Regions from separate parts of the Homo sapiens genome. Here region 2 is linked to region 1. Evidence: read pairs that join two places in POLR2A ChIA-PET (ENCODE). Cell type or tissue: K562. All regions are shown on one strand. Each heading gives the region's core, and the rest is flanking DNA. Links, peaks and the distances in the headings are about the cores only.

Region 1 (16,023 bases), core at 5,347-13,346:
GGTCTAGAACTCCCGACCTCAGGTGATCTGCCTGCTTTGGACTTCCAAAGTGCTGGGATTACAGGCATGAGCCACTGCACCTGGCCTTTTTATTTTATTATTATTTTTTTGAGACAAGATCTGACTGTCACCTAGGCTGGAGTGCAGTGGTGCAATCTCTGCTTACTGCAACCTCTGCCTCCCGGGCACAACCCATCCTCCCACTTCAGCCTCCCAAGTAGCTGGGACCACAGGTATGCATCACCAAGCCTGGCTAATTTTTGTATTTGTGTGTATGTGTGTAGGGATGAGGTTTGGCCATGTTGCCCAGGCCAGTCTTGAACTCCTGAGTTCAAGTGATCTGCCTGCCTCAGCCTCCCAAAGTGCTGGAATTATAGGTGTGAGCCAATGCACCTGGCCTGATCCAGAATACTCCGATATCAGTTACCTTTTGCTGTGTAACAAATCACTCTAAAACTTAGTAGCTTAAAATAACAACCATGTATTTACTTCAAGATTCTGTAGGTTGGCTGTTTAGGCTGGGCTCAGCTGGCAGGTTTTCTGAACTCAGCTAGAATTCCTCTTGCTTTTGTAGCTAGATGTGGGGCAGCTGCAGTTTGGTTTTGCTAGTTTGGGCTGAGCTCTTGTGTATGTTTAAGGTCTTGGCTGGGACAACTGGCCTGACTCATGAACTCTCATCCGCTGGCAGCTTAGCCTGGGTTTGTTCACATCATGAAGACAAGGGTCCCAAGAAAGCAGGTGGCGGTGTGCAAGGCCTCTTGAGGCTTGGGCTTGGAACTAGTACAGTGTCACCTCTGCCACATTCTATTGGCCAAAACTAGTCACAGACTCAAGACTTGAGGACACCACTTTTGATAGGAAGAGTTACAAAGTCACATCTGCAAAGTAGCAGAGACACAGAAAGGGAAGTAACTGTGGTCATTTCTGCAAACAATCTACCACAATTCCCCCTTTGTAAACAAAAAACAGCGCCTTTAATTTATTCCCTGGGTGCCCCAGTGAGCAAGTGGGGATAAATTGTGTTCTTTTCCACTCTCTGGTTCAAGCCTATTTTTAGATCTGGTCTAATAAAATGAATTTCACACCTGGGTTACTCACCCACTAACAAACACTTTGTTCTTATTGATGCCTAGGACAAATGCCGAGGCAGCCTAGATTTGTAGTTCCTTTACCTCTGAGTACAATAATTGTTAATTATTTGCTTTATTTGGTTCTGTTGCATTTGCCAATAGTCAATTACCTATGTTAGGTTTTCTTGTGATCAGTGGGGCTTATCCAATATTGCAGCTCAGGTCCGTTTTTGTCTCAGAGATGTCTATTCCAAGATAAAGAAAACTCTTGTTCACTAGTTTATTGAATATCTGTTTATTTCAAAGCCTTCTTATGCACTGGTGCAAGCACCAAAGTGCTCAGGCTGAGTTCTTAGAATTGAACAAAAGGCCAAAGATAAGCTTTCCTTTTGTGTAATCTGGCTAAATCCCAGTACATAGAATAGATAGAAAGAGCAGGTTGTGAGATCCTAGGGCATTTGTTCAGTTCCTGCCTGAATCTCTGAAACTGCCTTATCCCCTGTAATCCACCCTCCACATAGCTACCTAGTGACCTAATGCAGAGACCTGATCACATGGCTTGTGGTAGAGTGCATGGATGGACCTGACTCTCCAGTCCTCCGTATAGCCATGAACTTTGTCATATGACTTGGCAGGAGCTCTCACTGGTTCCCCTCCTCTTGAATCTAGACTGGGTCATGTGACTTTGTTTGGTGGACAGAATGAGGTGGAAGTGACAACGTGCCAGTTCTGAGCCCAGGCCTCAAGACACCTTGCATGTTTCTTTCCGTGCTCTTGTGCCTCTGTCATTGCCATGAGCAAGACATGCCCAGGCTGGCCCAGCAGTTCCAGGAGGAAGACAAGACATATATGGAGAAGAGCCAAGTCACTTCAGCAAGGCCCAGCCCAAATCAGCTAAGCCCCAGCCAACCCCAGATGCATAAGCCATAAATGCTGATTGTTGCTTTAAGCCACTGACATTGAGGTTGCTTATTACATGGCGGAAGTTGATGCCTCATTCTTCTATTTAAACTCCAGCACTGGTCCACTGATCCCCTGTGGCTTGAGGCATAAAATCCAGGTGAAATCTTCCACCATCTTGGCCCTGCTACTTTTCTCTTGGTGCCTCCATATCTCCCTTTTTACTTTATACCTTAGCAATGACCCCAAATGACTTGTAGCTCTTCAAATGCATCATGCTGGTTCACCTTTCTATGCCTTTGCACCTGGTATGCCCTCTGCCTGGAATGCCATTCTCCTCTCCTTTGTCTGCCTAGGAAATTCCTACTCATCTGTCAAAACCCAGCTCAGGCATTGTATCAATGTACTCTCCTCTCCCCTGAAGTAACTCATACCCACTTTTCTGAGATGTTTGGATGCCATATATCTATATCTATATATCTATCTGTATGTATATCTATAAATCTATTGTTACCATATATGACATGGTATTATGAAGTATGTTCATTTCCTTTTAGTTTTGCCCATTGTATTAGTCCATTCTCACATGGTTATAAAGAAACACCTGAGACTGAGTCATTTATAAAGAAAAGAAGTTTAGGCTGGGCATGGTGGCTCACACCTGTAATCCTAGCACTTTGGGAAGCTGAGGCAGGTGAATCACTTGAGGTCAGGAGATCGAAACCAGCCTGGCCAACATGGTGAAACCCCATCTCTACTAAACATACAAAACATTAGCCAGGCATGGTAGTGGGGCCTGTAGTCCCAGCTACTTGGGAGGCTGAGGGAAGAGAATCACTTGAACCCAGGAGGTGGAGGTTGCAGTGAGCCAAGATCGCACCCTGCACTCCAGCCACAAAAACAAATGAACAAACAAACAAAAAAGACGTTTAATTAGCTCACGGTTCTTCAGGCTGTACAGGAAGCATGATGCTGGCATCTGCTTGGCTCCTGGAAAGGCCTCAGGAAACTTACAAACATGTCAGAAGGCAAAGGGGGAGCAGGCACTTCACATGATGAAAGCAGAAGCAGCAGAGTTGAGGGGGTGCCACACACTTTTAAGCAACCAGATCTCACAAGAACTCACTCACTGCAAGGAGAGCACATAGGAGTTGTTGCTAAACAATTCATAAGAAATCCATTTCCGTGATCCAGTCGCCTCCCACCAGGCCCCATCTCCAACACAGGGACTGTAAGTTAACATGACATTTGGGTAAGGAGACACAACCAGACTATATCACCCATATTTCCCACCTATAGACTGATTTACTTTAGGACAAGGGCAGCTTTAATGTAAATGTACTCTTAGTGCCTAACCCAGTGCCTGACACCAATAATGCTTGATGATTAAATGAAGGAGGACCTGAAAAGAGGGAGCATCTGAATTGGGCCTTGACCAAGTGGTAGGATTTGGACACAAAGAGATGGGCAAAGGAACTCCAGAGAGAAGGTACAGTGTGAGTAAATTTCCAGTACAGGGGCTGGAAAACAGGAATGACATGATTTCATTTTGGCCCAAGCTTTTGATAGAGAGTAGCAAGAGCTATAGTGATATGTGATTAAAAAAAAAAAAAAAAAAAGAACTCCAAAAACATATGTAAAATGAATATTATCTTTCCAGAAGACTCATCCACTAGGAAGAGATGCAAGGCAATGTCTTACCCCAAAGCAAGATAATCTATGAATGGGTAGCTGATGAGATGATGGGGCAGAGCGAATACCTCCAGGACCCTCAGGGCCCTGCTGCTGTGTGCATCTGCCTCCTGTGAGGAACTTCTTCACTTGTAAACTCTTTCCAGAGTGTTACAGGCATTGAGAAGTCCAGCATCTCAGGGGTTAACTAGAGGCCTGTCTCTGTACCCTTGGGTGGTAGAAAATGACCCTGGATACTGTCAGGTGTAGCTTGGCCCCTGCTAGGAGGCAAATCCCACTGCTTTCTGGCTGGATGAATCTTGTCCCTTGAGGAATACTTGCAAAAATGGTGTTGCAATATAAAGCAGGGATGCTTAGTCCTCCATCCTTGGTCCCCACCACACAGAGAAAGGAAGGGGCTGGCCAGGGGTTTCTCCCCGCACAGGCCTTTCCCCTACCAGCTGCCTCTGCTGTTGCAGAGCTCTTTAAAATATTTAAACATCTTCATTATGGCGGGTTAGCCTTTTAAAGATTAACACTCCTCAATTATAAAAGCAGAGATATGTATCTTTGCTATGTCACCCCATGCCACCTTGTACTGGCCACTTCATGGCTTTTATCCCTTGGATCTATGATTGCCTAGTTACTTTCTGTCACCCCTACTGGGCCACAGGCTCCAGATGGCAGATAATTGGCCTCCACAGTTCACCATAAGATCCCCAAGGCCAGGCACTGGGCCTGGCCTTGGAAAATGCTTAATAGACATAATAGACAGTTGTTGAATAAATAAACTTGTAAAGAGTTCAGAAAAGAGAAGCTATGCTTGCCTACTACCCCAACAACCAGAGGGACCACTGCTAACATTGTCATAATTTTCCTTCCATGTCTTCTTTTATGCATGCATATATTCTATACTTTTGAATGAAGCTGTACTTTTTTTTTTTTTTTTTTTTTAGACGGATTCTCACTCTGTCGCCCAGGCTGGAGCGCAGTGGCGCAATCTTGGCTCACTGCAAGCTCCACCTCCCAGGTTCACACTGTTCTCCGTCCTCAGCCTCCCGAGTAGCTGGGACTACAGGTGCCCATCACCACACCCAGCTAATTTTGTTTTTGTATTTTTAGTAGAGATGGGGTTTCACTGTGTTAGCCAGGATGGCCTCCATCTCCTGACCTCGTGATCCGCCTGCCTCGGCCTCCCAAAGTGCTGGGATTACAGGCATGAGCCACACGCCCGGCCTGAAGCTATACTTCTTAATGGCATTTCTGCCATGTCATGAAAATTATTCACAAATACCATTTTTAATGGCTGCTCGATTTCCCATCATATGGAGACACCCTATTGTTGACTATTTATGTTGCATCCAATTTTTCACAGTTCTCCCAGAATAAGTATCTGGGTTGGGAAGGCATCCTTTTGCATTGGTTTTTGCTTATTTTCAAATGATTTTATTAAGCTAGACTTCCAGGAGAGGATTAAAATATATGAGCACTGTAAAAACTCCTGGAACATCTTGTTAGCACTGCTGCCCAGAAAGACTGGACCCGTGTCCCTGCTAGGTTTTATGTCAGAGTGAGCTGAGAAACTCAATGAGGCAGTCTGGGATAATGGCAAGTCACCGTCCTGGGCATATGAAAACCTGGGATGAGGGAGGACTTTGAACAGCCCCTCCCTTCTCTATGCTTCAGTTTCCTTTTCGTGCACTGGAAGGACAAGTATTGTGCTGCCTCATTCTCAGTGCTACTGTGTGAGTCCAATGAGGGGATACTTGGGACAAGGCTTTGACAGCTGAGAAACTTGGTTCTTGTTCTTTTTATTTTATGTTAAAAGGGACTAGCGTAACCAAGGGACTAACATTATTGAGGCAAACAGCATCTTCCCGAGAAATGGTGACTGCTTTTCTGTCTGCAGAACTGTGACCTTTTGGGAGACAAAAGATTTCAGTATTCATTGTCTTCTCACCCTTGATTGTCCTGCTGGGGTAGGTGGGGAGAAGAAGGAGGAGTAGGGGAAGACGACATTGACATCGGATCTGCAATTCCTGAGTCACTGGAGAAAAATGAACTAGGAGAAAAAGAGAAAGTTGCTACCAGAACTTTGGAAGAATTATTCCATGTGCTGCTCCCTCATGCATCCACTGACCCTAGGTGGGTCCCTTCTCATTCCCAAGCCTCAGTCTTCCCTCTGCATATTAAGGGCTCAGACCAGGATCCCTAACCAGCTTCCTCTGAGAGCCTGAGTGCGTGAGGCTGGGACAAGAGAGAGGGCTGTGAATTGATCTCCTCTGCACCATCTGCTGGCCTAGTCAACCTCTCAAGCCATCCCTGGTCTCTGGGCCTTCCTGGACACTAGAATCTCCCATGAGGATGTCAGTTTAGACTGACTTGAGGGTGAATTCACCTGGTGCAGAAGGTTGGGCTTTTAGATCCCTTTGTTGCAGCCTAAATCTAAGAACCAAATCTGAAACACTTCCTGTTCCTCCCCGACCCCATCAGTACACTCGAGTCTCTCTGACATGATGCCGCAGGCCCTCCATAATGTGGCTACAATCAACTTCTTGATAATAAGAGTATTTCTACTCCAGGTAGTTGTGAGGACCACACAGTACATGTGCATAAAGCATTTAGCATGATACTCAGCCAGCACATAGTAACCACTCAATAAATGGCAGCTGCTATTAGTTATCACTACCACTGTGACTTACTCTCTTCTCCCTTTCCTTTTCTCCAATGCCTATCCTGGCATGTGGCCTCATGCCCTTGTGTCTGCACAGCCTTTCCCCTCTGTATGGAGAGACCTCAATTCATGTCTCCCACTTTGTGCCCATTTTGGGGTGTAATTGCTGAGTGGAATTGCCCACCTTGGGAAGATGGTCATTTCTTGCTGCTTTTCTTTCCCCCAAACTCATATGGTGGAATTTGCTTATGTCTTGAACTTATGGTGTGACTCCACTGTAGGGGGGACACAAGTGCTCAGTCAACAAAGGAGTCATTGGCTCTAGGGGGTCTCCCCACTAGGTTATGAGCTATTGACGGCTGAATCTGGGTTTGTCCTCCTCTGCACCCATAGTGCTGACACCATGCTTATACATAGGCAGTTTCAGAAAAATCCATGTATTTAAAACAGATTTCTAGAACATCCATCAAGTGTCAGGCACTGCTCTGGGCATTGTGGATAGGATGGTAACCAAGATAGACACACGTCCCTGCCTTCCTGAAGCATGTATTCCAACTGGGGAGACAGGAAAAAGAACAATAAATGACTTAGTTAAACACTATTTCTCTTTGTCTGTTTCTATGTCTGGAGGAATTTCCTTTGCATTGGGAGGGTGTGTTTGTGAGAATATGTTTGGCTAGTTTTTAGTAGCCATATAGGAAGAGTACTCAGGAAGCTGAGGTGGATCTCAAAGAGATGAGCAGTTATCCTCCAGAAAAGGGAACCCAGGATAGAACTAGAGGTCAGTGACAGCTAGTGCCACAGGGCAGAGAAGGGAAAGACGGTGTTGAGGTGGTTTTGAATACAAGTCCTCCTCTGAATGGCTCTAGGGCACATTCCAAATTGCAAGTGCTGATTTGCAATGGAGCTGTTTTTCACTTGGACAACTTTATATATTGTGCTCCAGGGTGAACAACAACAGGGATGTATTTACTTAATGATGTGGGGAAGGGCAGCCAGTAAATAAAATAATCACAAAGTGTGACAAGCACTTAATAAAGGGGCCTGAGATGAGGCTGGAGGAAAGGCAGGGGCCGATTAGGCTGGGTCTCAAGACTGTGGTGAGGGGCTTGGACTTTATTTAGAGTGAATCAAAGACCAGGGGAGAGTTGGGATCTGATTTTGCTTTAAAGATCACTCTCACTGCCATGTGGAGTCAGTTTGATTTAATTGAATCAAATATTTCTGGAGAGCATCCAAATAAATTGGCTTCTTGAAGCCATCACCTCCCCCTGCTGAGTTTGACTAGCTCCTGGTAGAACTGGGGACCCTAATTTCCCAAGGAGACAAACATCCAATTTCTGGTTTAGATTTGCATTAGAAAGAGACCTTAATTACTCTGATCTCTAACACCTCTGAGGAGCCGATTTGAGCTTTTCAGATGCAAAGAGTGTTAATTGGCTAAGGGGCCCAGCTGAGCTGAACCCTCACCAAGTGGGAAGGGGTAGAGGAAGGAGAAGGGGAAAGGGGTTGGAGAGAGGAGGGGACACCTCGCATTTGTCAGGTTTCCTGGAGATCTGAAGGGGAGTGTGAGGGGAATTGATACCAACAGTTTGCCCACTTTCGATCCTTCAAGTCTCCTCCCACTCTTCCTTCAAGATCCAACTCACTCCCACTGTCCCAGGAAGCACCCCCGCCCCCCGTCCCCACTCCCACCCCCGGATTTCCTTTACCGCTTCCTAGGCGGACAGTGCCTCCAGGGACTCCTGGTTTCTAATCATGGCCCTTGGATGGCCCTTCCACTTGGAGGGCAAGGCTTCTATCCCTTGCAGCTTCATCTCCTTGCACAGCCCAAGGTGAGTGCTCGGAAAATGTGAAATGAATGAATAATAAAACAAATGATAATGTTAATGATAATATAATAATAAAAGCCACCACTTATGTAGTGCTTCCCGTGATTCTACACTGCTGAGTCTCAGAGTCAGAAAGCATTTACTCCTGCTCTCCAATTCCTGCCATAGCCAATCTCCAGCATAAATCACCATTGATGGTTATGTATTTATCTGTGGGATTGTTTAATACTAACCTCCTCCATGAAGACAAAGAACCCCTGCCTGTTTTGTTCACCACTCTATCTGCAGTGCCTAGCCCAATGTCTGAACCTAAAAGGCTCAATAAACATCTGTTGAATGAGAGAATGCTTGCATACATCCAGTGATGGGAAGTTTACTCTCTCCTAAGGAAGTCTTGCTCATGTATGGTTCCTTTTCCTGTTAGTTCTTCCTTTTACTGAAGAACTAACATTCGTTTCCCTGGAGCATCCATTTAACACTGATGCCTGGATTCTCTCACAAACAGCTTGCCACCTGCCCCTACCCCACCACCACGGGGCTGCAAGGCTATGATTTATAAATGTTTCTTTCTGTATGTCCTGTTCGCTTGCTATATGTGCCTGGTCACTCCCTCTGGACACAGTCCAGATGGTCCTGTTTCCTCTCACAGTAAGGCCTGATAAATATGTAAAGATGAGACTCTCACTTCCCATGTTCTAGGAATTACATTTCTATAATGCAACTCTTCAAATGTAGTTGCCTCTACTCTGTTTAAATAAAGATATAAGGCACCAATAAGGAAGATGAGTTGACCAATTGAGGTCTTTTCTACAGGTGTAGAAAATGTTAATGGTGGGTATATGGGGAATACAACTTTTTTTTTTTAAGTGAAAGCAGGTTTACAAAGAAAGTACGGGGTATACAAATTTTAAAAGTTGTAAAACTTTTCAACTTTTTAGTACGTTTGAAATTTTTCAAAATAAAATGTTGGAAATAGGAAAAATCCAATAAAGTAATTAAAATGGAATACTAAAAAAAATTAACCACAAAAAAGACAAGAAAAACAGAAAAAAAGAACAGGACAAATAGACAGCACATAGCAAAATGGCCATTAAAGTCATGTTAAATGTATTAAAGTAATGTTAAATGTAAATGAACTAACCATTTCAATTAAATGGCAGGAATTATCAGACTGGTTAAAGGAATAAGAGCTAATTTTCTGCTGTCTACAAGCAATACTTAAAAACACAAAGACATAGGTTAAAAGTAAAAGGATAGAGATTAGGCAAAAGCACTAATTATGAGAAAGCTGGAATGGCCATATTATCTGATGATAACATAGACTTTGAGACAAGAAGTATTATCAGAGATAAACACACTTCATTACAAAAAGTGGGTCCAGTTCATGAGGACAATAAAAGAATGATAAAATTTTTAACACATATAATAATAAATGTGAATGTGGGTAATAACAGAGCTTCAAAATACATGAAGCAAAAACTGACAGAAATAAATGGAGGAATAGATAAATCCACAACCATAGTTTCTATTTTTGTTTTTGTTTTTTGAGACGGGGTCTTAATCTGTTGCCCAGGCTGGAGTGCAGAGGCACAATCACAATTCACTGTAGCCTGGTAACTCCTGGGCTCAAGCAATCCTCTTGCATCAGCTTTCTGAGTAGCTGGGACTACAGGCACATGCCACCATGCCCAGCTAATTTTGCCATTTTTTGTAGAGATGGGGTCTCACTATATTGCCCAGGCTGGTCTCAAACTCCTGGGCTCAAGTGATCCTCCTACCTTGGCCTCTCAAGTGCTGGGATTACAGGTGTGAGCTACCACCTAGCCCTACAACTATGGTTTTTATGCTCTCAGTAATTGATAAAACTGTTAGAACAAAAGTAGTAAGGATAAAGATCTGAACAACATTATAAGGCACTTTGACACCAAGAACTGTATGTAGAATACTGATTTTTTTTTTTCAAGAACCCATGGAACGTTCATTAGGATAGACCATATGCTGGTTTTCAAGTGTAATACATTTTAAAAGATTGAACATTTATACAATGTGTTTTACAAATAATGATGAATATGAAGCTACAGATTGAAGAAGCCCAATGGGCCCCAAATACAAGAAACATGAAGAAAATGATATCAAGGCATGTTATAATCTAAGAGCTCAAACCTTTTGATAAAGAAAAACTTAAGCCAGGTGCGGTGGCTCACACCTGTAATCCCAGCACTTTGGGAGGCCAAGGCAGGTGGATCACCTGACGTCAGGAGTTTCAGACCAGCCTGGCCAACATGGTGAAACCCCGTCTTTACTAAACACAAAAATTAGCTGGGCATGGTGGCAGGCACCTGTAATCTCAGCTACTTGGGAGGCTGAGGCAGGAGCATCACTTGAACCTGGGAGATAGAGGTTGCAGTGAGCCAAGATGGAGCCACTGCACTTGAGTATGGGCAACAGAGTGAGACTCAGTCTCAAAAAAAAAAAAAAAAAAAAAAAAAAGATAAACGAAAACTTTAAAAAGCAGCAGGAGCTGGAGCCACAAGAAGAAACAAAAAGGAAAAAGAAAAGAAACAAGAATGACACCTCTGAAGGACTGAAAGAGAGAAAAGTCTGTCAACCTAGAGTTTATATCTCAGCAAAAAGATCATTCAAAAGCAAGAGCAAAATAAGAACTTTAAAAAATACATAAAAACTGAGGGAATTCTTAGTTGGCACACCACACTATAAGAAACACTAAAGGAACTTGGTCAGACAGAAGGAAAATGACACCAGATGGAATCATGAATTAATGGAAAGTAATTAAAAACATTAGAAATGGTAACTGCATGGTAAACAAGATTTTTAAATATTATTTGAAATTCTGTTAAAGATAATTTACCGTTAACATGAAAATAATTGCAATGCAACATGGCATTTATAACATGTAAAAGTAAATGCATAACGAGACAAATGTTGAGAGTGGGGAAATGGAAATATTTACTATTGTAAGGTTCTTTTTAAAATGTTTTCGTTTTTAATTTTTGTGAGTACATAATAGGTCTATATATTTATGGGTTACATGAAATATTTTGCTATAGGCCTGCAATGCGTAACAATTACATCAGGGAAAGTGGGGTATCCGTCTCCTCAAGCATTTATCCTTTGTGTTACAAAACAATAGTTTTTTAGTTATTTTAAAATGTACAAGTAAGTTATTTTTGACTATAGTCACCCTGTTGTGCTAGCAACTACAAGGTTTTATTCATTCTTTCCATCTTTTTGTACACATTATCTATCCCCACTACCTCCCTGCCTCTGCTACCCTTTCTAACCTCCAATAATCATTCTTCTACTCTCTCTCTCCATGAGTTCAGTTATTTTAGTTTTTAGCTCCCAAAAATAAGTGAGAACATGAGAAGTTTGTCTTTCTGTGTCTGACTTATTTCACTGAACATAATGACTTCCAGTTCCATTCATGCCATTGCAAACGAGAGGATCTCTTTCTTACGGCTGAATAGTACTTCATTGTGTATATGTATCACATTTTCTTTATCCAATCATCTGTTGACGGACAGTTAGGTTGCTTCCAAATCTTGGCTATTGTGAATAGTGCTGTAACAAATATGGGAGTGCAGCTATCTCGGATATACTGATTTCCTTTCTTTTGGGTATATACCCAGCAGTGGAATTGCGAGATCATACGGTAGCTCTACTTTTGTTTTTTTTGAGAAACTGCCAAACTGTTCTCTATGGTGGTTGTACTAATTTGCATTCCCACCAGCAGTGTATGAGGGTCCTTTTTTCTCCACATCCTCACCAGCATTTGTTACTGCCTAACTTTTGAATAAAAACTATTTTAACTTCTCATTGTAGTTTTGATTTGCATTTCTCTGATGATCAATGATGCTGAGCACCTTTGCATATGCCTGTTTGCCATTTGTATATTTTCTTTTGAGAAATGTCTATTCAGGTTTTTTGCCCATTTTTAATCAGATTAGTAGATTTTTTTCCTATAGAGTTGTTTGAGCTCCTTATATATATTCTGGTTTTGTTTTGTTTTGTGTTTTGTTTTATTTTGTTTTGTTTTGAGATGGAGTTTCACTTTTGTCGCCCAGGCTGGAGTGCAATGGCATGATCTCAGCTCACTGCAACCTCTGCCTCCCAGGTTCAAGCGATTCTCCTGCCTCAGCCTCCCAAGTAGCTGGAATTACAGGTACCCGCCACCATGCCCAGCTAATTGTTTGTATTTTTAGTAGAGATGAGTTTTCACTATGTTGGCCAGGCTGGTCTCAAACCCCGGACCTCAGGTGATCTACCCACCTCAGCCTCCCAAAGTGCTGGGATTATAGGCGTGAGGCACCGCGCCTGGCCTATATTCTGGTTATTAATCATTTGTCAGATGGGTAGCTTGCAAATATTTTCTCCAATTCTATGGGTTGTCTATTTACTTTGTTGATTGTTTCTTTTGCTGTGTAGAAGATATTTAACTTAATGTGATCCCATTTGTCCATTTTGCATTGGTTGCCTGTGCTTATGGGTTCTTACTCAAGAAATGTTTGCCCAGCCCAATGTCCTGGAGAGTTTCCCCAATGTTTTCTTGTAGTAATTTCATAGTTTGAGGTCTTAGATTTAAGTCTTTAATCCACTTTGACTTGATTTTTGTATATGGTGTGTGACAGGGGTCTAGTTTTATTCTTTTGCATATGGATATCCAATTTTCCCAGCACCATTTACTGAAGAGACTATCCTTTTTCCAAGGTATGCTCTTAGCACCTTGTCAAAAATGAGTTCACTGTAGATGTATGGATTTATCTCTGGGTTTTCTATTCTGTCGCACTGATCTATGTGTCTGTTTTATGCCAGTACCATGACATTTTGGTTACTATAGCTCTATAGTATAATTTAAAATCAGATAACGTGATTCCTCCAGTTTTGTTCTTTTCGATTAGGATAGCTTTGGCTATTCTGGGTCTTTTGTGGTTCTATATAAATTTTCAGAGTGTTTTTTCTATTTCTGTGAAGAATGTCATTGGTATTTTGATAGGGATTGCATTAAATCTATAGATTGCTTTGAGTATTATGAACATTTTAGCAATATTCTTCCAATCCATGAACACGGAATATCTTTACCTTTTTTTTTTGTCTTCTTCAATTTCTTGCATCAATGTTTTATAATTTTCATTGTAGAGTTCTTTCACTTCTTTGGTTAAGTTAATTCCTAGGTATTTAATTTTATTTGTAGCTGTTGTAAATAAAATTACTTTCTTGATTTCTTTTTCTGATTTTTTGCCATTGGTATATAGAAACACTACTGATTTTTTGTATGTTGATTTTGTATCCTGCAACTTTACTTCCAAGAGTTTGTTTATCAGTTCTAATAGTTTTTGGTAGAATCTTTAGGTTTTTCCAAATATAAGATTATAACATCTGCAAATAAGAATAATTTGACTTCTTCCTTTCCAATTTGTATGTCCTCTATTTCTTTCTCTTGACTGCTCTAGCTAGGACTTCTAGTACTATGTTGAATGAAAGTGGTGAAAGTGGTCATCCTTGTGTTCCTGATCTTAGAGGAAAGACTTTCAGTTTTCCCCATTCAGTATGATACTAGCTGTGGGTCTGTCATATAGGTTTTTGTTTTTTGAGATGCAGTCTCGCTCTTTCACCCAGGCTGGAGTACAGTGGCACAATCTTAGCTTACTGCAACCTCCGCCTCCCAGGTTCAAGCAATTCTCCTGCCTCAGCCTCCTGAGTAGCTGGGATTACAGGTATGTGCCACCATGCACAGCTAATTTTTGTACTTTTAGTAGAGATAGGGTTTCATCATATTGGCCAGGCTGGTCTCAAACTCCTAACCTCAGGTGTTCCACCCACCTCAGCCTCCCAAAGTGCTGGGATTACAGGCGTGAGCCACCATGCCAGGCCCATATACGGTTTTTATTATGTTGAGGTATGTTCCTTCTATCCTCAGTTTTGTTTTAGGGTTTTTATCATGAAGGGATGCTGAATTTTATCACATGCTTTTCCAGCATCAATTGAAATGACTATATGTTTTTGTCCTTCATTCTTTTGATATGATGTATCACATTAATTGATTTGTGTATGTTGAGCCATTCTTGCATCCCTGGGACAAATCACACTTGGTCTTGATGAAAAATCTTTTTTTTTTTTTTTTGAGACAGAGTCTTGCTCTGATGCCCAGGCTGGAGTGCAGTGGCACTATCTTGGCTCACTGCAACCTCTGCCTCCTGAGTTTAAGCGATTCTCCTGCCTCAGCCTCCCGAGTAGCTGGGACTACAGGCGCATGCCACCACGCCTGACTAATTTTTGTATTTTTAGTAGAGATGGGGTTTCACCATGTTGGCAGGCTGGTCTCAAACTCCTGACCTCAGGTGATCCACCCGCCTTGGCCTCCCAAAGTGCTAGATTACAGATGTGAGCCACCGTGCCTGGCCGATGAGCAATCTTTTTAAGTGTTGTTGAATTTGGTTTGCTGGTATTTTGGTGAGGGTTTTTGAGGCAATATTCACCAGTGATACTGGCCTATCATTTTCTTATTTTGATGTATCTTTTTCTGGTTTTGGTATCAGGGTAATACTGGCCTCATAGAATGAGTTTGGAAGTATTCCCTCCTCTATTTTTAGGAATAGTTTTAGTGGGATTGGGATTAGTTCTTTTTTTTTTTTTTTTTTTTTTTTTGAGACGGAGTCTCGCTCTGTCACCCAGGCTGGAGTGCAGTGGTACAATCTCGGCTCACTGCAAACTCTGCCTCCTGGGTTCATGCCATTCTCCTGCCTCAGCCTCCCGAGTAACTGGGACTACAGGCGCCCGCCACCGCACCCAGCTAATTTTTTGTATTTTTAGTAGAGACGAGGTTTCACCGTGTTAGCCAGGGTGGTCTTGATCTCCTGACCTCATGATCCGCCCACCTCGGTCTCCCAAAGTGCTGGGATTACAGGTGTGAGCCACCGCGCCTGGCTGGGATTAGTTCTTCTTTGAATGTTTGGTAGAATTCAGTAGTGAAGCCATTGGGTACTGGGCTTTTCTTTGCTGGGACTTTTTATTACAGCTTCAATCTCATTACTTGTTGTTGGGCTGTTCAGGCTTTGGGTTTCTTCATGTTTCAATCTTGATAGATTTCACGTGTCTAGGAATTTATCTGTTTCTTCTAGATCTTCTGATTTATTGGTGCATAGTTGTTCATAGTAGCCACTAATGATCCTTTGAATTTCTGTGGTATCAGTTGTAATGTCTCCTTTTTAATCTCTGATCTTATTTATTTAGGTCTTCTCTCCCTTTTTCTTTGGCTAAAGGTTTGTTCATTTATTTTTTCAAAAAAACAGCTTTTTGTTAAATTGATCTTTTGTATTGTTTTCTTCATTTCAATTTCATTTATTTCTGCTCTGATCTTTATTATTATTTTTCTTCTACTAATTTTGGGTTTGATTTGTTCTTGGTTTTATAGTTCTTTAAGATGCATCATTATTTATTTGAAGTTTTTCTTATTTTTTTGAGGCACTTATAACTATAAAATTCCATCTTTGTACTGCTTTTGCTGTATCCCATAGGTTTCGGTATGTTGTGTTTCTGTTATAATTTGTTTCCAAAAAATTTTTGATTTTATTCTTAATTCATTCACTGACCCACTGGTCATTCAGGAGTATATTGTTTAATTTCCATATATTTGTGCAGTTTCCAAAAATCCTCTTGTTATTGATTTCCAGTTTTATTCCATTGTGGTCAGAGAAAATGCTTGATATTATTTTAATTTTTGGGAATGTTTTAAGACTTGTTTTGTGACCTAATATATGATCTATCCTTGAGAATGATCCATGTGCTAAGGAAAAGAATCTGTATTCCGTAGCCCCTGGATGAAATGTTCTGTAAATATCTATTAGGTCCATTTGGT
Region 2 (16,023 bases), core at 2,868-10,867, 110 kb before region 1:
AGCTTTTTTTTCTAGCATCAGGAACATGATAAGAATGTCTGCTCCTGCTACTTTTAGTCAACATTATGCTGCAGGTTCTAGCCAGAGAAATCAGGCAAGAAAAAGAAATAAAGTACATCTAAATTGGAAAGGAATAAAAGTAAAACTAGCTGTTTTGCATGCAAATAGACGTGAACTACTATACATATGCTGCTTGACTTATGATGGGGTATGTCCCAATAAACCTATAGTAAGGTCAAAAAATCATAAGTTGAGCCATTGTAAGCTGGGGACTGTCTGCATAGAAAAACTTAAATTCATTAAAAAAAACTTAGAGATAATAAATGAGTTCAGCAAAATTTAGGATACAAGATCCATATACAAAATTCACTTGCAGTTTTATACACTTGCAAAGAAGAATCCAGAACTTAAGAAAATATTCTTCTTGTAACATCACACAGAACAAACCACTTAGAAGTAAATGTAACAAAAAAGGTGCAAAACTAGTAAACTAAAACCTATAAAAAATCACGAAAGAAATTAAAGAAAACCTAAGTAAATGGAAAGACATCCCATGCTCATGGATTGGAAAACTTAATATTGCTAAGATGGCAATACTACCCAAAGTGAGCTATAGATTCAATGCAACTTATCTCAAAATCTCAGCTGGCTTTTTTTGAGAAATTGACAAGCTAATCCTAAAATTCATATGGAAATGCAAGAAGCTCAAAATAGCCAACACAATCTTGAAGAAAAAAAAATGTTGGAGAAACCACATTTCTTAATTTTAAAACTTACCACAAAACTACAGTAATTAAGACTGTTTGATACTGGCATAAGGATAGACATATAGATCAATGGACTAGAAGTGAGAGTCCAGAAATAAACATCTATGCTCAATTGATTTTTAAAATTAATTTACTTTTAATTAACAAAATTGTATTTATGTTGTACATCATATTTTGATGTACATTGTGGGATGGCTAATCTAACAAACATATTTATTACATCACATACTTACCATTTTTGTGGTGAGAACATTTGAAATCTACTCTGTCAGCAATTTTCCTTTTTTTCTTTCTTTTTTTTTTTGAGATGGAGTCTCGCTTCGTTGCCCAGGCTGGAGTGCGGTGGTGTGATCTCGGCTCACTGCAACCTCCGCCTCACTTCCTGGGTTCTAGCAATTCCCCTGCCTCAGCCTCCTGAGTAGCTGGGATTACAGGTGTGTGCCACCATGCCCAGCTAATTTTTGTATTTTTAGTAGAGATGGGGGTTTCACCACATTGGCCAGGCTGGTCTTAAACCCCTGACCCCAGGTGACTCCATCCATCTCTGCCTCCCAAAGTGCTGGGATTACAGGCGTGAGATATTGTGCCTGGCCTGTCAGCAATTTTCAAGTATAGAATACAGTGTAGTCACTGTGTTCTACAATGATCTTCTGAACTTAATCCCACTGTCTACTGAAAGTTTGTATCCTTTGACCAATATTTCCTCAATCTCTTCCCCAACCCCTGAGTGCCAGCCCTTGGTAGCCACTATTCTATTCTCTGCTTCTATGAGTTTGACTTTTTTGTTATTTTTTTACTTTAATTAATTAATTAATTGAGACGTGGTCTCCCTATGTTGCCCAGGCTGCTCTTGAATTTGTAGTCTCAAGCAATCCTCCTACCTTGTCCCCGCAAAGTGCTGGGATTACAGGCATGAGCCACCATGATTAGTTGTTTGACTTTGTTAGAGTCTACATATAAATGAGAACATGTGGTATTTGTGTCTGTGCCTGGCTTATTTCACTTAGCATAATGTCCTCCAGGTTCATCTATGTTGTCACAAATGACAGAATTCTCTTCTTTTTAAAGTCTGAATAGTATCTCATTGTGTATATATACCACATTTTATTTACCTATTCATCTGTTGATGAACATTTAGGTTGATTTCATATATTGGACTTCTCCCTGCACTACATACAAAAATTAAGTCAAAATGCATCAAAGGCAAGAGATGAAACTATGAGACTCTTAGAAAAAAACATAGGTGTAAATCTTGTGGCCTTGGACTTTCTTAGTGCTTTCTTAGATACAACCCCAAAAGCACAAGCAAACCAAAGAAAAAAATAGATAAATTGGACTTCATCAAAATTAAAAACTTTTTGCTTCAAAGGACACTATCAAGAAAATGAAAAGCTGGGCTCAGTGGCTCATGCCTGTAATCCTAGCACTTTGGGAGGCTGAGGTGAGAGGATACTAGAGCCTAGGAGTTCAAGATCAGCCTGGACAGCATAGGGAGACCCCATCTCTACGAGTTATAATAAAAATAATTAGGTGGGCTTGGTGGTGCTCACCTGTGGTCCCAGCTACTTGGGAGGCTGAAGTGGGAGGATCCTGAGCCTGGAAGGTCAAGGCTGCAGTGAGCTATGATGGGGCCATTGTGCTCCAGTCTGGGCAACAGAGTGAGACCCTGTCTTAAACAAACCCCAAATCCCCACAAAAATTAAATAATTGCAAAAAATATTGGCAAAGGATTTGAATAGATATTTTTCCAAAGAAGATGTACAGATGATCAATAAACATATGAAAAGGTGCTCAACATCATTAGCCATCAGGGAAATGGCAAATTTAAAACCATAATGATAACACTTCATATCCTATAGGATGGTTATAATAAAAATATGGACAATAACAAGTGTTGGCAAATTGGAACCCCTCATACATTTCTGGTAGGAATGTAAAGTGGTGCAGCCACCTTGGAAAACAGTGGTGGTTCCTCAAAAAGTTAAACATAGAGTTATGTCTTAGCAATTCCCCTCCTAGGTATACACCCGAGATAATTAAAAACATGTTTAAACAAAAACTTCTACACAAATGTTGATAGCATTATTCATGATAGCCAAGTCAAAATAAAATGTCAATCAATAGATAAGTGGATAAAGAAAATGGAGTATACACACACTGGAGTATTATTCAGCCAAGAAAAGGAATAAAGTGCTGATACATACTACAATGTAGATGAGCCTTAAAAACATTGTAAATGAAGTCAGACCCAAAAAGTCACTCATTGTATGATTCCATTAATATGAAACAGTCTTAGTTAGCAAATGCATAGAGATAGAAAACAGGTTAGTGGTTACCGGTGCTGGAGGGAGAGAAAAATGAGTAAGAGCTAATGGGTGTGGGTTTCCTTTGGGGTGATGAAAATGTTCTAGGATGAGATAGTTGTGATGGTTGCTCAGCTTTGTGAATATACTAAACCCCACTGAATTGTATACTTAAAAGGTGAATATTTTGGTGTGTGAATTATATCTTAATTTTGAAGAAATGAAATGACCCATCCCAAAGCAGGAGCACTAATAAAGGTCTCATGGACTGGAATATGCTTGGCAAATCCACCAGACACAGATTCCTACTGTAAGGAGGGCCCTCACTTGCAGGCAGACAAGTCCCCTTTGGGATGGGAGGGGACTTAGATCAGAGGTCAGTGGGGCCAACCCTGAGCCCCAGCCCCCTGTTACGCCTCCCTGCCAAGTGCTCATCCGACCTCTGCTTGCTTGCTTGCCTGCCTCTTTTGACAGGGAGATCATTTCTGTTGAAGACAACCCCGTTGGTCTTAAACAACTTGATTTTTGAGAAGTTCTTTACTAAGAAAAAAAACAACTTCTTCCTGTAGCTTTCTTCTGGTTCTGTAGCAGAGCTGGTTCTGGCTCTGCCCTCTTAGACACAGAGAACAGGTCCATTCCCTCCCCTCCCTGACAGCCCTTCACGGACTGTCATACATGTATTCACTACAATCCTATGATCTGCTACTCTTTATCTTTAAGATCCTGGGCACAGCGGGCACTAGAGGGCCTGAATTGCCTTCATCAAAGCAAGAGATAATTATGTATCGCCATAATGCATTTTAAAAAATAAAAACAACCATCTACTTATGAGAGCTTTCCTAACAAAACAAATCTGAAGACCAAGAACTAAACTAGGAAGTTCTTTGAGCCTTTCAAAGTGGTGTCAGAGTATGGGCACTTAAAAAATAGATTCTGTCTAGCCTTTATTTTTATTTTTATTTGTTGATGGAGTCTCACTCTTGTCGCCCAGGCTGGAATGCACTGGTGCGATCTCAGCTCACCACAACCTCTGCCTCCTGAGTTCAAGCAATTCTCCTGCCTCAGCCTCTGGAGTAGCTGGGATTACAGGTGCCTGCCACCACGCCCAGCTAATTTTTGTATTTTTAATAAGGACAGAGTTTCACCATGTTGGCCAGGCTGGTCTTGAACTCCTGACCTCAGGTAATCCACCTGCCTCAGCCTCCCAAAGTGCTGGGATTACAGGTGTGAGCCACCATACCCAGCCCTGCCTAGCCTTTTTACTCTTTGTTTACATATAGTTCTAACACATTTGGCTGCCAGATTACTAGGCCATGGTGAATCCAAAAGGAGATGGAAGCTTCTGGAGGCAGGCTCCTCATTCCACCCTTTAAGTGATCTTGACTCATCCCCCTATTGGTTATCCCATACAAAGCTGCTGTTGGTGCCTATGCCGTCTGTGAAATTGTTCTAGGTCACCTTCAAATGGCCTGCCCTGTACTCCTCATCTTCCATTTTCCTGATTCCTATCCACCCCACCACTGCCCAGCCTTTTGTCCTCACACCTGGCCACTTCAATTGGTGGCCAGGTTTTGAACAAGCTATTCAAGCTGTGATTTTATTTTATTTTATTTTATTTTGAGACAGGGTCTCCCCTGTCACCCAGGAGTGCAGTGGCGGGATCATGACTCACTGCAGCCTCGACCTCCTGGGCTCAAGGGATCTTCCCATTCAGTCTCCCAAGTGACTGAGACTACAGGTGTGCGCCACCATGCCCTGCTAATTTTTGTATTTTTTGTGGAGACAGCATTTCGCCATGTTGCCCAGTCTGGTCTTGAAGTTCTGAGCTCAAGCGATCTGCCTGCCTCAGCCTCCCAAAGTGCTGGGATTACAGGCATGAGCCCCTGTGCCAGGCCAACTGTGATTTTAGTATTCAGCTTTTCCACTTACTGGTGGCATAGAAGTCACTTAACCACATTAAGCCTTGTTTTGTTTTAATCTGTAAAATGGGAATATAATGATTTCAATCGCACACATTTGTGTGTGAACGGTAGATGCCATAGTGTGTGTGAAGGAATAAGCAGTCACCAAGGGCAGCTGTTCTGATGATCTGGCCTCTGTTTGCCTGCACCATGGCAGTCGGTTGTGGCGGTCCCCAAGGGGAGACCTTGCTCTAAGCAGGCCCAGGATTTCAAAGGCAGGATTTAAGAGGACAACTGTGGTCATAATGGTAGTTGGAAAGACAGAGGTGAGAAAACTTTAAAACTCAGGCACTAAAGGACCCTTGTCTGGGTCCTTTAGCTCAATATCCCCTATCAACCTCCAAGAGTGTCATCTCCATAAAGCATCCTAGAGCCTAATGCCTGTGACTGTCCTCCCTTCATTTCCTAAGCAAAAGCGTATTGGTACTCATTTTGTGCCAGGTACTCCTGCCAACTGGAAAGGTAGAGATAGAGACCTCTGCCTTCAGGGGGCTCCCATTCTTGTTGAGCCTAAGTCAGGGGAGGAGGAAAAGAATAATAATTTATAGATACTGTTTAGGCTGAGCCTGGTGGCTCATGCCTGTAATCCCAGCACTTTGGGAGGCTGAGGTGGGCGGATCACCTGAGGTCAGGAGCTCCAGACGAGCCTGGCCAACATGGCAAAACCCCGTCTCTAATAACAAATACAAAAATTAGCCAGCCATGCATCTGTAGTCCCAGCTACTTGGGAGGCTGAGGTAGGAGGATCGCTTGAACCCGGGAGGCAGAGGTTGCAGTGAGCTGAGATTGCACCACTGCACTCTAGCTTGGGCAACAGAGCCAGACTCTGTCTCAAAAAACAAAACAAAAGACATTTTATGGTGTGTTTTAGAAAGATTTACCTTCAAAATGATTATACTTCTTAGTTTATATCTGAAATAATTATAGTTTTAAATATTTTAGCCAAGGGAAATCTTCAGTTATCATTCAATTTCGTTTAAGTGGAATGGAGAGTATCAGCTTTTGCTAGGTAACGATGAGTCACATTTAATGAGTGTTTACCATATGTCAGGCTCTATCCTAAGTGCCTTATAGTTCTCTTAAGTTCTTTGATCCATAACAGCCCTATGCAATGGTACAAATATTATTCTTGTATTGAGTATGAGGAAACTGAAACACAGAGGGGTTTAGTAACTTGCCCAAGGTCACATAGCTAATAAGTGGCAAGCTTGGATTTGAACCCAGGGAGGCTGGCTCCTGAGAGAGAAGGAGCTCGTAAACACTATATTTTAGGGTGTCCCATATAACAAAGACTTACTTTCTTTGGATTTTTTTACCAAGTGATCATTCATGTAATGTATGTATGGACACTGTCACAGAATGTGCAGGTCAGTCAGGACAAAGTGGGAAAATCGGACACTTGATATCTTGATTCCTTCCTTTCCCCTTGCGATTTTACAAAGAAGGAAATTAAAGCCCAAAGACGGGGCAGGGGACCGGCCACCACCAGGAGGGTGATGGGCTCCCTGCCTCCCTCACAGTTTTGGCCGGGTGCAGTGGCTCACACCTGTAATCCCAGCACTTTGGGAGGCCGAGGCAGGTGGATCACTTGAGGTCAGGAGTTCAAGACCAGCCTGGTCAACATGGAGAAACCCCATCTCTACTAAAAATACAAAAATTAGCCAGGCATGGTGGTGCATGCCTATAATCTCAGCTACTCAGAAGGCTGAGCGGGAGAATCACTTGAACCCGGAAGGTGGAGGTTGCAGTGAGCCAAGATTGTGCCACTGCACTCTATCCTGGGTGACAGAGTGAGACTTTGTCTCAAAAGGAGAAGAAAAAAAAAAAAAAGGGCCCAAAGACGCATAATGACTTCCTTAAGGTTACAGCATGAAAACCAGACTGGAGGTCAGAACTCAACCCCCAAGCTGGGCTTTTCCCAGTATCATTCTTCGTTCTTAATGAGCCCTGTATCAGACTCTTAAGTGGTTCTGAACTCTCTTTCTCTGTCTTTGTTTCACAGTCCAAAGTCTTCTTAACCAGAAAGTGCATTTCCTCTTCAGTACCAGTAACCCCTGGTTCCAACTGCGTCAAAAACACTCCCTAGGCTTTCTCATGGCTGTCTTACCTGCTTTGCTGGGGCTATTTATGGAGGAAGAGCACAGGATCTGTTTTGCCTTTCATCAGAGTCAGGATCAGAGCAGAGAGGCTAGGACACAAACATTGAACCCCGAGATCCGGACCACATGACTAGGGTGGCGGAAACTGGGGCCCAGCCACAGCCAAAGCCATGGGGAGGCCATGCCAGCACAGCCATCACCCCATCATCTCCTCCCCTGGCTGTTCGTCTAATCCTCAACAGTGCTGAGATGCCACAGACTAGAAAGTGCTACAAGAAACCACACGGATTTGAGTGTCACAGTTGTGTGTGAAAAATACTGAACCAACTCTGGACTGGGAGTCAGGAGGCCTGGCTTCCGGGCTTGGCTCTTCCACTGACCAGCTATGAAGGTCTGGGCAAGTTGACACGCCCCTCTGGGCCTCTGTTTTCTCATGCGTGATAAGAGGTTAATCAGCTGCTTGCCTATCCTCACAGGATTACTGTGAGGCTGAAAAACAAAAGTGACAATGCTTTGGAGATAACAAAGCAGTGTAAAGATGTAAGGAATATTGTCATTGCACTGAGCTGGACCCAAGGTAGCAGCAGCTCTGGATCTCCTGCCCTGGTGATAAAGAGTTGTAGAAAAGGCTTTATCCACTCCCTTCTGCCATACCAAGACCTGCTCCCTGGAAGAGATTTGGGCAGTGGGAAAACAGAGCCCAGCCTGGGATTGTTTCCAACACCATGTGTTGGCTCTTTGGAGCACTGTGCCAGGAGTCAGGAGCCTGGGCTTTGGGCCCTACTCTACTGCAAACAAGCTGTGTACCCCAGCTGGGCTACAGTGTGAAAACCTGACTCTGCTAGTGTGGCCTCCCCATGACTGTGCCCAGGTCACCCCAGTCACATGGTCTGGATCTTACGCCCAGCATTCCTTTCCTAGTCCCTGTGCTCTGATCCTAACCTGATTAGAGCCAAATGAATCCTGTGCTTTCCCTCCATAAACAGCCCCAGCAAAGCAGGCTGAGCTAAGTGCTGCCACGTAGCCTCTCTTGGCTTCGGTCAGCTCTAAAAGTCTGATGCCACAATCAGATCATCAGCTTGAACACAGGGAGGTGGATCAGCTCTGAGATCTGAGGAAGGGGAAAAATGGTGGAAAAATACCTACTAAGCATTAGGTCCTTTCCATGTAATTGATCTCACCTCATTTATTCAGCCCACGGTTATGCCAAGCTCTGCGGCTGGTGCCGGGTACCGGCCATAAACAAGACAGACCTGGTTTTCTGGAGATTACAGTGAAGCAGGAGAGGTGGGCGTAAAACAAATGTTCACACAAATGCAGAATGACAATTGTGGTAATGGTACAAGGAAGAGAATAGAGCTATGGGGAGGGACCTAACCAGCCCATTATGGAGCTGAAACTTGACAGAGAATAAGTAGATGCCCAGCTAGAAGGGGGCTAAGCTTCCATGCAAAGGGAACAGGCGTGAAGGCCCTGAGGTTGGAAGGAGATTGCCATGACCCAGAGACCAAGCAAGAAAGCAAGTGTGTGTAAAATGTGGTGAGCAAGAGGGGCTGTTGCTGGCACTGATGTTGAGGGCCTGGCTGAGCTCTTTCTCTTGGCTATACTCAGAAGCAGAGGTCTTGATCTTAATCTTGGCATTCCCCCCTCCACCCCCACCCCCCCCTTTTTTTTGAGACAGGATTTTGCTCTGTCACCCAGGTTGGAATGCAACAGCATGATTATAGCGCACTGCAGCCTCAAACTCCTGGGCTAAAGTGATCCTCCTGCCTTGGCCTCCCAAAGTGCTGGGATTACAGGTGTGAGCTCCCCTAATCTTGGCATCCCTTTACCTTGGAATATGAGCTCCACTGACTTAGATTTTCTGCATACAATTAGAATTTCTTATTCTCTGGACAATCTGATTTATCATATTCACCAAATTTGATAAACATTCACTTTTTTTCTGAAAAACAGAAAAAAAAGACTCGTCCCTGCTCTTCTGGTCCTTGTCTGGAGGACAGGCTGAAGAGAGGGCAGCTGGTGGGGCAGACACTTGATTAAGAAACTCAAGCAAGGCTGAGATGCATGCCACAGAAGAAGCGCAAGGGGCCAGGGTTCAAGGACCAGGTCTGACAGTTACAGGAACTTGTCGTGTTAATGGCCACATCTTTGTAATGCTTGTCATTCCCGTGTGGGAGAGTTTCCAGGGAAAAGTATAATTTAAGCTGAGCCTTGAGATGTGATAGGACTGTTTATTTTTAATACGTTTTTCCAACTTAAAAATATATGCGCCTAAAAGAAAATTTGAGAAAAAAAAGGACAAAGAAGATAATTATAACTATCCTTAATCCAGAGCAACGACAGTAAACATTTGAGGGAGTATCCTTCCAGGCTTCGTATCTATGTTTAACAACATTGAAGTCATTGTATATAGACAATTCGGCAGCACTTTCATCTTTCATTTCACACGTCAAGGGTCTTTGCCTAGGCCATTACATGTTCTTTAAAAATACAATATTTGATGGCTGTTTAATATTCAGTACTTTGGGTTTGTGTAATCACTTCATTATCAGATATTTTGGTAGTTTCCAAATTGGTTGCTACTATGAATAATGCTGAAATGAGCATTGAAGTACATAAAACCTGTGGTGGCATCTGGGTATTCCCTTAGGGCAGAATCTGAGGAGTGGAACTGCTGGGTCGAAGAGTGTGAACATTTCTATGGCCTTGGGTATTTACTGGCCCATTATGTTCCCACTCACATTGTAGGAGCTCCTCTATCTCACTGCCACCCACCACCACTATTTTCATTTTTAAATCTTTGCCATTTTGATGGAAGACAATGCTGTTGCTGAAGAATGCCTTTCTTTGACTAAAGATGAGTCTGACTTCGACCAGCAAAGTGCGGGAATGGGGAGGTGAGGAAGGGCACTGAGAGAACAGTTTGCTGCTGGCATGGTTCCTTTCCAGGCAGCTCTGTGGAGGTGTCAGGAATGTTTAGGAATTGCACCAAGGCTGTGTCATGTCACGGGTAACTTCTTCTCTGCTGTCTTAAGCACTTACAGCAGCCACGGCTCAGAGCACTTCCACCTGGAAGGAGAGTGTCTGTCTGAGATACCAGTTCTGTTTGCCCCAGAACGACCTCAGGAGGTGAGGACCCGTCCCAGCCAACACCAGTGCTTTTCTCTTAAAGGATGGATTTCTACAGCAAATTTCTCCAGTGAGACGGGGAGTCTACTTTCATCTTCTCTCTGAGAAATGAAATATGGTGAGGTGGGATTTGGGAATAAAAAGTTTTTGGAACATGACTTCAAAAACAGGACTTGGTATACTACTGGATAAAGCATAAAGTGGTTTACCCTTTTTGGAGGTCAATTTGGTCATATGTCTCAAATTGTAATGAATACTCTTTAACTCAATAATTTTACTTTTTTTTTTTCTTTTGGAGACAGGATGTTGCTCTGTCGCCTGGAGCTGGAATGCAGTGGTGTGATAATGGCTCACTACAGCTTCAATCTCCTGGGCTTAGGTGATCCTCCTGCCTCAGCCTCCTGAGTAGCTGGGACCACAGGCACATGCCACCATGCCTGGATAATTTTTTTAAGTAGACATGAGTTCTCACTATGTTGCTCAGTCTGGTCTTGTGATTCTCCTGGGCTCAAGTGATTCTCCCACTTTTGCCTCCCAAAGTGCCGGGATTATAGGCATGAGCCTCTGCACCCAGCTCCATAATTTTACTTCTAAGAATGTATTTGAGGAAGTAAACAGAGAAGAATGCAAAAATGTGCTGACTCTGGGTACACTGCCTATGAGTTAGCCCTGCTCCACAGGGATCAGTAATAAAAAAAAAAAAAAGTGCAAAAATGTGTGCACAAGGATGTGTACAGAAGGGAGTATTGTGGGTGTTAGTGAAAAGAATGGAAACAATCTAAGTAGGTGTCATCTATGTGCCTGAGAAATGAAGACATTTGCATGAGAAATTGTATGGAAGTCTGGGTTGAGGAAAGGGCCAATACTGGCTAAGAAAAAACTGTCTTGACCGGGCATGGTGGCTCACGCCTGTAATCTCAACACTTTGGGAGACCGAGGCAGGCAATCACCTGAGGTCAGGAGTTCGAGACCAGCCTGATCAATGTGGTGAAACCTCATCTCCACTAAAAAATACAAAAATTAGCCGGGTGTGGTGGCACATGCCTGTAATCCCAACTACTTGGGAGGCTGAGGCAGGAGAATTGCTTGAACCTGGGAGGTGAGGTTGCGGGGAGCTGAGATCATGCCACTGCACTTTAGCCTGGGTGACAGGATGAGACTCTGTCTCAAAATAAATAAATAATAAAAAAAAGAAAAAACTGTCTCGAAAATATCCAGCAGAGCCTCCTGCCTAACACCCAAGATGAGCCCTTCCTCCCTGATCACATTTGGCCTCAACAGCTTGCAAAGCAAAGCATGGCTTGAGCCTACCACGGGCAGGGACACGGTCGGCAGCCCATGTTAATCTGCATCCATGAGTAGGGAAAATGAGTCATTCAGCCAGGAGGGCGAGGCCTCTGTTGGGCACCAGTCTCTCCTGGTGCCTCTCAAGCTACTAATGTGGCCAGTAGGATAGTAGTTATTTTTCTTGGCCTGAACCATTCCAATAGGGGATCTGAATATCCCATTATCAGGCTAGTGTGCTATCCAAAACCCCTAATGAAGCATGGACAGAAAAATATCATCATATATCTTTCATGTGATTCAAAAGTTCCTAATCAGAGGACCAACCAGAGGAACTGTCTCTCTCAGAGATATATTGCAGGGAATAGAAGAAAATATTAGAAAATATTGAATTCCAAATGACAACAAACTTTGAGAGAACATTGCCTTTATTCATCATTCAAAAAGCATGTATTGAGTGTCCACCCTATGCTAACAGTGAACAAGACAGGCAAAGTCTCTGTTCTCATGGGGTTTACCTTCTAGGGTGGGAAGAAAGATAACAGAGAAGCAAATAATAAATGATGAATATGGAGTGCTGTGGTGTGGACTAATAGGCTAATGAGGCAGAGCGACTGAGGGAGGCACACTGGGGATAGTGAGAGTGCTTGTGGGGAATTGTGAGCTTAGACTTGGCATCTGAGAATGGACCAGCCCTGCAAACTAGGGGGTCTCAGGCAGGGGGAACAAGTACCAGGACAGAACAGAGGCCAGCCTTGCTTCAGCACAAAACAGGGAGACAGACGTGGGTGAGGGGGAAGAGGTGGGCAGGAACTAGGTCATCCAGGGTCTTATTCATTCTGAGAGCAGTCAGGCACAGTGGTTCATACCAGTAATCCCAGCACTTTGGGAGGCTGAAGTGGGAAGATTGCTTGAGGCCAGGAGTTCAAAACCAGCCTGGGCAACATAGCAAGACCCCATCTCTACAAAAAAATTTTAAAAAATTAGGGGGGAATGGTGGAGCACACCTGTAGTCCTAGCTACTCGAGGCTGAGGCAGGAGGATCCCTTAAGCCCAGGAGGTTGAGGCTGCAGTGAGCTATGATCACATGACTGCACTCCAGCCTGCGTGACAGAGGAGACCCTGTCTCAAAAAACAAACAAGCAAACAATCAAACAACAAAAAACCTCAACAAAACCCAAAAGCCATTCTAAGGGCAATTGGGGATTACTGAAGAGCTTTAAACAGGAGAGGAACATATATGGTTTGTGTGTGTGTGTGTGTGTGTGTGTGTGTGTGTGTGTGTGTATGTGTGTGCTGTTGCTTTTTAGTTTTAGTTTTATTTGTAATTTTAGTTTACTAGGAATTATAAAAAAAAGAGATATAATTGATATACATAAAGCTTCCTTTTTCAAAGAGCACAATTGAGTCTTTTTTTTTTTTTTTTGAGATGAAGTCTCTATCTGTCACTCAGGCTGGAATGCAGTGGTGTGATGTCGGCTCACTGCAACCTCCACCTCCTGGGTTCAAGAAATTCTCCTGCCTCAGCCTCCCGAGTAGCTAGGACTACAGGTATGTGCCACCATGCCCGGCTAATTTTTTGTATTTTTAGTAGAGATGGGGTTTTACCTTGTTGGCCAGGCTGGTTTTTCACTCCTGACCTCAAGTGATCTGCCTGCCTCAGCCTCCCAAAGTGCTGGGATTATAGGTGTGAGCCACTGTGCCCGGCCTTCATTCCTTTTGAAAGATTAATAATATTCCACTGTATAGATTTACCACATTTTATTTATTCTTTACCAGCTGTTGGACATTTGGTTTTTTTCTACTTTTGGGCTATTATGAATAATGTTGCTATGAACATTCATGGCTACATCTTTGAAAGGATATATGCTTTTCTGAATAAATGCTCCCTGGATTTTGTGCAAGCCTTTGGTTAATTTTCAGAGTTCTGAAAACGTTGATTCTGCCAGTTTTGGGCAGTATTTCCATTGCTTGTATGGAGCAGACAATTCTCAGAAGTCTTTACTCTGATAGTTTGCTGATGTCATGCTGAATCCCTTCATTTTTATTATTTATTTATTTATTTTTGAGATGGAGTCTTGCTCTGTCACCCAGGCTGGAGTGCAGTGGCATGATCTCGGCTCACTGCAACCTCCGCCTCCCAAGTTCAAGCGATTCTCCTGCCTCAGCCTCCCCAGTAGCTGGGACTACAGGCATGTGCCACCACACCCAGCTACTTTTTGTATTTTTAGTAGAGATGAGGTTTTACCATGTTGGCCAGGCTGCTCTCGAACTCCTTACAGCCTCTCAAAGTGCTGGGATTACAGACGTGAGCCACTGTGCACAGCCCTAAGTCCTATTCTTGATGCAAAAAAGCCAGATGCAGAATTCTGGTTCAACAGACGTAAATGAGAGAAGTGCTCAGCTGGCTGAGTTGATAGAAATGGGTAGGAGGGGCCGGACGCGGTGGCTAATGCCTGAAATCCCAGCACTTTGGGAGGCTGAGGTGGGCAGATCACGAGGTCAGGAGATCGAGGCCATCCTGGCTAACACAGTGAAACCCCGTCTCTACTAAAAAATACAAAAAAAATTAGCCAGGCGTGGTGGCAGGCACCTGTAGTCCCAGCTACTTGGGAGGCTGAGGCAGGAGAATGGCGTGAACCCGGAAGGTGGAGCTTGCAGTGAGCTGAGATTGCGCCACTGCACTCCAGCCTGGGCAACAGAGTGAGACTCCGTCTCAAAAAAAAAAAAAGAAATGGGTAGGAGGTATGAAGAGCCGCCCTTGGGATTAAGACAAACTCAGAGGGCATTCAGAGTGAAATAATGTCTAGAAGTAGATACTCTGGGCTGCATCAGACACTCATGAGGTTTTGTGTCCTGGAGTATGTTTAGGGTGGTGAAACTATCTTGTGTTAGAGCAAGGGGAGGGCTGGGGCTGTTCAGCTGAAGAATGAGAGACAGGAGACATGAGCACTGTCTGCAGATCTCTAAAGGGCTGCCCTGGGGCAGAGAGAGCAGGTCTGTGAGGCCCCCCAGAGCAGAGGTATGTCCAGTAGTCAAAGATACAGAGAAAGAGACCTCAGCTCAAGCATTGAAAAGATCTCAGTAACAGGCTGAGCATCCAAGAATGCAAACTTGGGCATATGTCTGTAGGTAGTGAGTCCCCAGAAAGGGCCAGGTTGGAAGAATTCCAGGAAGTGTTTTGCACAATACCTGCAATGATGTTCTCTCAAAGTTGTGTTGGAGCTGATGGGGTTATCATGTCTTCAGATCTGCCCTTTCTTCATTCCAGAGCTCTGCCACCCACCTAGCTGGGAAACCAGAAACCTGGGCACTCTCCTAGACTCTTTCTCCTCTCCCACTCATGGCAATCAATCAATCAATCAACCAAACACCAGGTCCCATCCAGGACAACCGTAGGATATCTCTGGCATCTGGCCCCTTTTCTCCATCTATTGCTGCCATCTTCACTCAGATCTTCATAATTTCTTGTCCTGGCCTCTGTTATAGCTTCAGGTCTGTCTGTTAGCAATCTAACTGCAAGCTGATCATGTTAAGCCCCTTGATGAAATATTTGCCCTTTCTCCATAGTTTCAGGATAAAGCATGGACACCTTAACATGATATTCAACCCACCTCTCCAGGCTCACTGTTTTCCAGGTACTTTAGCCTCCAGCCGCATGTCACTGGCACCTGCCTTTGTTTTTGCTGAGAGTTCCCACATATACAACTCATGCATCCCAGCTTCCCCTATTATCTACATCTTAACCAATGTGTTATGTTTGTCAGAATCAGGAACCGATGTTGGTACATTATTATTAAGTTCATAGTTTACCTTAAAATTCACTGTTTGTATTATACATTCTATAGATTTTTGTTTTGAGACAGGGTCTTACTTTGTCACTCACACTAGAGTGCAGTGGCATGATCATAGCTCACTGCAGTCCTGAACCCTTGGCTCAAGCGATCCTCCTGCCTCAGTCTCCTGAGTAGCTAAGACTACAGGTGTGCACCACCAAGCTTTGCCAATTAAAATTTTTTTTTTTTTTTTTTTTGGAGACAGGGTCTTGCTATGTTGCTGAGGCTGGTCTTGAATTCCTGGCTTCAAGCAATCCTCCCACCTTGTGCTCCTAAACTGCTGGGATTCCAGGTCTAAGCCACTGTGCCTAGCTCTATAGGGTCTGACAAATATATGATGACATGTATCCATCATTACTGTATCATACAGAAGAGTTTCACTGCCCTAAAAATCCTGTGCTTCATTTATTTCTCCCTTGCCCCAACCTCTCCATGAGTCCCTAGCAATGACTTTTCCTGGCTTTTTATATGTTAAAAACCTACCCTGGCCAGACGTGGTGGCTGACACCTGTAATCCCAGCGCTTTGGGAGGCTGAAGTGGGTAGATCATCTGAGGTCAGGAGTTCGAGACCAGTCTGGCCAACATGGCCAAACCCTGTCTCTACTAAAAATACAAAAATTAGCCAGGCGTAGTGGCAGGC

What was found. ChIA-PET counts read pairs that join two places held together with the same protein. Peaks named below come from ENCODE experiments on the same cell type or tissue, not always from the same donor. Only the 100,000 strongest peaks of a DNase experiment are listed, where the experiment ranks them.
Region 2: POLR2A ChIA-PET joins it to region 1 with 6 read pairs; 3 of 35 experiments call an interaction of 5 or more read pairs at or near these places.

What each region holds. Positions count from the first base shown.
Region 1 is chr9:38,206,914-38,222,936 of GRCh38, forward strand. The region is part of intron 1 of LOC107987064 (a long non-coding RNA gene); the gene reads right to left. Among named protein-coding and RNA genes, the nearest start is that of SHB, 150 kb to the left of the region's middle. RefSeq lists a silencer at 4,985-5,185 and an enhancer at 6,974-7,854. In K562, for the core only: no CTCF peak of the experiment used is centred there; no DNase peak of the experiment used is centred there; H3K27me3 peaks cover 1,103 bases.
Region 2 is chr9:38,100,597-38,116,619 of GRCh38, forward strand. No RefSeq gene overlaps it. Among named protein-coding and RNA genes, the nearest start is that of SHB, 39 kb to the left of the region's middle. RefSeq lists an enhancer at 7,215-7,394. In K562, for the core only: no CTCF peak of the experiment used is centred there; a DNase peak (open chromatin) is centred at 7,555; H3K27me3 peaks cover 499 bases.